Regions from separate parts of the Homo sapiens genome. Here region 2 is linked to region 1. A link is a contact called in ENCODE Hi-C or POLR2A ChIA-PET data. All regions are on one chromosome and are shown on one strand. Each heading gives the region's core, a stretch centred on a gene start or an enhancer-like site at or near the end of the contact. The rest is flanking DNA. Distances are from core to core; before and after follow the strand shown.

Evidence for each region. A loop is a pair of places that touch in the nucleus more often than their neighbours do. ChIA-PET counts read pairs that join two places held with the same protein, here RNA polymerase II (POLR2A). Pooled maps may share reads with other maps.
Region 2: a map of HCT116 shows a loop between it and region 1 (2.0-fold over the local background). The contact joins two enhancer-like sites. A Hi-C loop is called at or near these places in 2 of 168 maps with a recorded cell type or tissue (HCT116 and MCF 10A), 1 of 37 single-sample maps with no recorded cell type and 11 of 50 pooled maps. POLR2A ChIA-PET finds 5 or more read pairs at or near these places in 2 of 52 experiments (MCF 10A and activated CD4-positive, alpha-beta T cell).

Annotation. Positions count from the first base shown.
Region 1 is chr7:36,968,078-36,971,026 of GRCh38, reverse strand. All of the region lies in intron 16 of ELMO1 (engulfment and cell motility 1), which reads left to right. Among named protein-coding and RNA genes, the nearest start is that of ELMO1-AS1, 28 kb to the left of the region's middle. Within about 2 kb of position 1,471, at least 2 of the 41 ENCODE cell types and tissues checked have a DNase peak (open chromatin) inside an H3K27ac peak, as active enhancers do.
Region 2 is chr7:36,657,634-36,660,582 of GRCh38, reverse strand. AOAH (acyloxyacyl hydrolase) reads left to right here. Exons shown (of 21, transcript NM_001637.4): 4 at 1,318-1,417. Among named protein-coding and RNA genes, the nearest start is that of AOAH-IT1, 59 kb to the right of the region's middle. Within about 2 kb of position 1,387, at least 11 of the 41 ENCODE cell types and tissues checked have a DNase peak (open chromatin) inside an H3K27ac peak, as active enhancers do.

The DNA of each region.
Region 1 (2,949 bases), core at 222-2,721:
TCTCCCAAGGGTGGGCCCATCTCCTTGGCAATGGCAGTGAGGATGGTGTGTCATTCTGATGTCCAGCTCTGTCAGGTACCAGGTAGCTGGAATGGCAAGGCTCCTGGCCTCTCCCCTCATGTCTCCCTCATGTGAGCAGCCTTATCCTGTGCGTCGATGTTCTTCTGAATGCCATGTTTTTTCCTAATCCCACTCTGGAGAATCAGGAGTTTCAGACTGAGTGGCCAGCTCTGACATTGCACAACCACATACCTAAGTAACTCAGGTTTTGTGTTTTGTTCTTGCATTGAGGAAAAGAGAAGACAGGAAGCTATTGTGCTCTTATTTCAGAAGAGTGGTAAAAGTGTGGTCATTTTGTCACTTGTCACCAGTATTCAGTGATTCAACAAAACCTTTATCAAGTGTATACTACATGCCTAGTAATGTGCCAGGGACATGGAAGGAATTCAAAAAGAATACAATCCAGCTTTTGCTCTCAGGGATCTTAGAAAACAGTGAAAAGCTTATAAGATTGTAAGCAACATTAGCTAGTTAACCACAGAGTGGGAAGCCTCCAGTGGACTAAGTTGCAGTCCACTGTTTTGTGGCTACCACATTTAGAAAAAGCACACTCCACACTGGCATGGTTTTCCCAACCAGGTTATCATGTCTGCTGCTCAGCTGCATCTGGATAAATTGTGTAATATGATTTTATTGTATAGAATGCCGTGCATGTGTGTGTATTGGACAGAGGAAGATTACCAAGAAATAATTCATGGAACAAAGAAGGTATTAGGACAGCATTCAGCATATGATCCTTGGTGTGCGTGTGTGTGTGTGTGTGTGTGTGTGTGTGTGTGTGTGTGTTAAGTGTATGAATGTATTTGTGTGTGTGTTTGTGTGTGTGTTTACATATATAAGGAGAGCCTGAAAAATGAATACAATGCTATCAAGAGTGGATAATGATGGAGAATGAGACTGGAGAATCCAGAAGAAGAGTTTTATTTTTAGTATAGTATTCTTTAGTACATATTTTTACTATCGGTATAGTTTGACTTTTATAATAATTTTATTTAACCATCAAAGTAAATTCTTGAAAAATAGAAATCTTGTTAAAATATTAATAAAAATAAAACCCCTTACAATAATATGAACAACAGGGAAGCGACTAAAGGGGTTCATAAAGGGAATGTTTTACTCTTGACTTTAATTATTAAAGAAATATGATTTATTTAGAGTTTGTTTTGGAAATATTTAAAGCAGTGATTTTCATCCTTTACTAGATGTAGCCACCTTTTGAGTCTTTTAAAAATTAAGACCCAGCCCCAGGATCATCCCAGACTTTCTAAGCCAGAATTTCAAGTGAGGCTTAAGCAAGTGTGTTTTTAAACAGCACACACACCTCCTACCCCACACCCCCACCACATACTACACACATATACCACCACCAGCAGCTTCCTCAATCAATTCTGATGTGCACCAACTTAAGGCATAAAACTAGGGAAGTGATGCAAGTGGGGGGAAGCAATTGTGGCTGTAAACATACTGAGTTAAACTTCCTGTGAAATGACACAGATCTTAAATTGGGTTGAAAAACAATATACAATATCATGAATATTGAATTCACCACATATCATTATCACCCAAATATGAGAAAAAGCTAGAAATGCAAGAAGAAATGAATAAAAATATAGCTGGACTGACATTCATTACACTATTACTCTAGTATGTTAAAATATAATCTATAGAATACTTCAATAATATAATTAATGTGTCAACTAATAGGTACATATTGAATTGATACCTTTAAATATAGCTGTGATGGCATGTCTTTACATGGTAACTGTATTATGTTAAAATATAATATATAGAATACTTTAATAATATAATTAACATGTCAACTACTAGGTAGGTACATACTGAATTGATACCCTCCACTGAGAGTATGCCTTATTTTTCAGTATCCATGCAACTTTTTCAAAAATGCATCACTTACATGGCTAAAGATCCTCAATAAATTCTCAAAGGCTTTTAAATAACCACTGAACCAAAGAGGAAATCTAAACTACTACTAAAGATTACAAAAATGATGACAGTGAGAACATCACATGCCAAAACTTATGGGATATAGCCAAAGCTGCCCTCAAATAGTATATTTGTAGCCCCAAAATTATTTTTTTTAATTATTTATATAGAAAGAATGAAAACAAGTGAACTCAGGATATAACTCATTTTAGAAAATAACAACAAAAGCACCCAAAGAATACAAAAGGAAAGATAATGCAAGGCAATAAACTAGAAAATAAAAGAAATAATAGAATCAATAAATGAATCTAAGAACTATTTCTGTTAAGGCAATTATTTAATAGAAATAATTGACAATTGACATTGACAATCTATCAAATAAAATGTAGAGAAAATGTAAGAATTAACAAAATTTAATTGAAAATGACATAGAGACATAGAGCTGATTAAAATATTATTAATGAATTTAATGGGTGGCAATATGCCAGTGTGCTTTACAAAGCTCAATTAGTACACCCAGACACGCATGCCTGCACAAACAAAATAACTATGGGCTATCTGTGAATAATATATTTGGGATAAAATATATACATTGCTCATAAAGCAAAGTGTCATACTTTGCCAGTTGAAGTATAGATTAGTACAGTCTTTCTGAAAATGGCAATATATATTAAGAACTTAAAATTTTCTGTGATATTTATCCTTCTATTCCAAGTCAAAGACTTTATCCTAAGAAAATCAGAAGTGCAGAATAAATATTCTTTGATATTTTAAGAGAGACTTTAGGAAGACTCATGTCATTGGAGTGAGCTGATGATATTAATGGTTGTGGGGAGAAATAAAACCAATAGAATGATTTCATCTAGAAAAAAAAGCATGGAATTATAAACTTAAAAATAATTCTGGAAGACTCTGCACCACAATGTTAACACTCATTATTGCAGT
Region 2 (2,949 bases), core at 138-2,637, 310 kb after region 1:
CACTTTGGGAGGCCGAGGTGGGTGTATCATCTGAGGTCAAGAGTTCGAGACCAGCCTGACCGACACAGTGAAACCCTATCTCTACTAAACAATATAAAACTTAGCCAAGCATGGTGGTGGGTGCCTATAATCCCAGCTGCTGGGGAGGCTGAGGCAGAAGAATCACTTGAACCCAGGGGGCGGAGGTTGCAGTTAGCAGAGATTATTCCACTGCACTCCAGCCTGGGCGACAGAGCAAGACTCTGCGTCAAAAAAACAAAAACAAACAAACAAAAGACTCTGTTCCCAAATAATTGGGGAGACTGATTTGAGTAATAATAATGTCAAGCACGTCCGTGTGAAGAGACCACCAAACAGGCTTTGCGTGAGCAATAAAGCTGTTTATTCACTTGGGTGCAAGTGGGCTGAGTCCGAAAAGACAGTCAGCGAAGGGAGATGGGGAAGCGGTTGCTTTATAGGAGTTGGGTAGGTAATGGAAAATTACAATAAAAGGTAGTTATTTACTGTTAGCAGAGGAGAGGGTTGCAAGGTACATGGTGGAGAGATCATAAGACTTATTGTCCAGAAGAAGAATGTCACAAAGTCAAATGATCAACTAAGATAGGGCAGGGACAAGTCACGATAGTAAAATATTGTAATTTTACTCAGTTAAGGCAGGGACTGGCTGTTTTACTTCTTTGTAGTTTTTCTTTGGCTGCTCCAGACTTCTTGGCTCCTGCAGGCCATCTAGACGGATATGTGCAGGTCACAGGGGTTATAATGGCCGAGCTTCGGCTCAGAGGCCTGACAAAACTCTGACCTCTCGCAGGAAAAAAAAAAAAAAAAAAGAAAGAAAAAAGAAATATGTTTATAAGGGAATAGAATAGATTGTTTGGATTGTGCCTAAGAAAGTAAGGTTAGGTGTTTAAGGCTATATCGTAAATGATTTTTCACTATAAGGTTACCATGTTTCAAAGGCCCAAACTTCAAAATATTGTTTCCATCAAGTTACGTCCCTGCCCACTTTTTCTTTCCCAATTTTATGTGTGGCTTTGCCTGAAAAGAATCCCAGCACTCGCGTGAGAGGCTGACTGGCAGCTCAGTGCTGTGCATGCCCCATCCTCGCCTTTAGGACCTCATTCTAAATGCAGGAGAGAGCAACAGTGGCAGGAAATCATTACCATCCAGCAGCTCCCCGGGATTGGGGTCAAAGGCCACTCTGCAAGGAGTTGAGGGTATTAGAATCCATTCTGGGGATTTACCTTTCTTTGCAGTAGCTTCTGTTTCCTAATGCCTAAGAGATCTGAATAGCCTTTGTTTTGCACCGTTTCCCTCCAGGCTTAGCGCAGATATGAATGCTGATGTGGTATGTCACACTCTGGAGTTTTGTAAACAGAACACTGGCCAACCATTGTGTCATCTCTACCCTCTTCCCAAGGTGAGTGTGTAATCACTCTGAACATCTGTTTCCAGGGACATGCAAGGCTTTTGGAAATGTTAGAAAGGGAGGCTTAGCTTTTACTCGCTCAGTGTTTTGGGGACAGGGAGAGGCAAGATGACATTTTCAATTACCCCGCAAGAAATAATATTCCTGCATTTTGGCCTAGATCCATACTACCATGCTAGAAAGAATGTCTTTGCTGTTCAGCCATTGTGGACTGTAATTTTGAGCTGGCCTGCCAGTAGGTAGGAAATCTGATCAAAGAGACGCAGAGGTTTAAATCCCTATCACTTAAAAATCAAGCAAGTCACTCTCACAGAGTGAGCAACTCATGCCAGTTTGCCCAGGACTTTCCTGCCATGAGCACTGAAAGCCCCACATCTTGGGAAATCCTGGGCAGTTGGTCACCCTACGCTGAGCCTTATTGCTCTTACTCATAAAATGGGTTATGATAAACTACCTCCCACAGTGGTTTATTGTGGGAAGTCGGTGAGCTAATATGTAAAAAATGCTTAGCACAATAACTGATACAGTTTTTAAAGTGTTAAGAGAAATGACTGCTAAATGATCATTATTGATAACATTATTATTCAGTGATAGCTGTTCAGAGGACCCTGTGTGCATTATATCATTTTGTGTAGCTTTTAATTAGATTGCGGAGAGGAGGCTGCAAATGTTGACACAATTCCCTCCGCACACTCTGGATGAGAGGATAATATTGAATCCAGTTAGGCCACAGAATATTAATTTTCAGGAGCTGCCCGTGAAAAAAAATTCTTTGCCTTCTTTCTTGAATTGTAGTTTTTCTGGATATAACACAATAGGTTTCTATTTTAATTGTAATTTCCTTTTTATTCATGTTAAAATGAAGTTCATTTTAGTGCTTTGTGGCCTAACCAATGACCATGATTTTGCTGATGGACAGTATTAAATACATCAGCCTGTCTCCTTGAGCAGGAAGTAAGAGATGCAACTACCTGAGGAACGTGTATATTTCAAGCTTCCTCTGTCACTGACTAAGTGCGAATTAAATTTCCCCTAATTCCACCTGAGAAGCTGCAGGCTCCACTGGTACCTAGAAGAGTTAGTTAACTTTAATTAAAAAAAAAACTTTTCATGTGTTCAAATAGCGTGTGACTATTGTATCATAATATCATAATATTTTCTGTTTGATATTGCAAGGAAGAAATGGGTCTCTGTGTAGAAATGCAAGTGACACAGGTTTTGTGATTTCCTTAAATAATAATGTCATGTATACATTACACCCACAGCTACACATAGTCGCAAAAAGTTCAACTTTAAATTGTCCCATTTAAAATGGCATTCTTTATTTTTATACTCTCTAGAGTTTACTTCTGAAATTTCATGTCCTTGTCTTCCTACCCTGACCCCCTTCTCAATTCCTAACTCTGTAAAATTTCGACTGCCTCTGGCTGCAAGGGAATTGGAGGATTTCATGTGGGAACCGCCACCTTCTACCCCAGCTAGCATTCAGTGCTGCTGGGCAGCCTGTGACGATTCCCTGGACA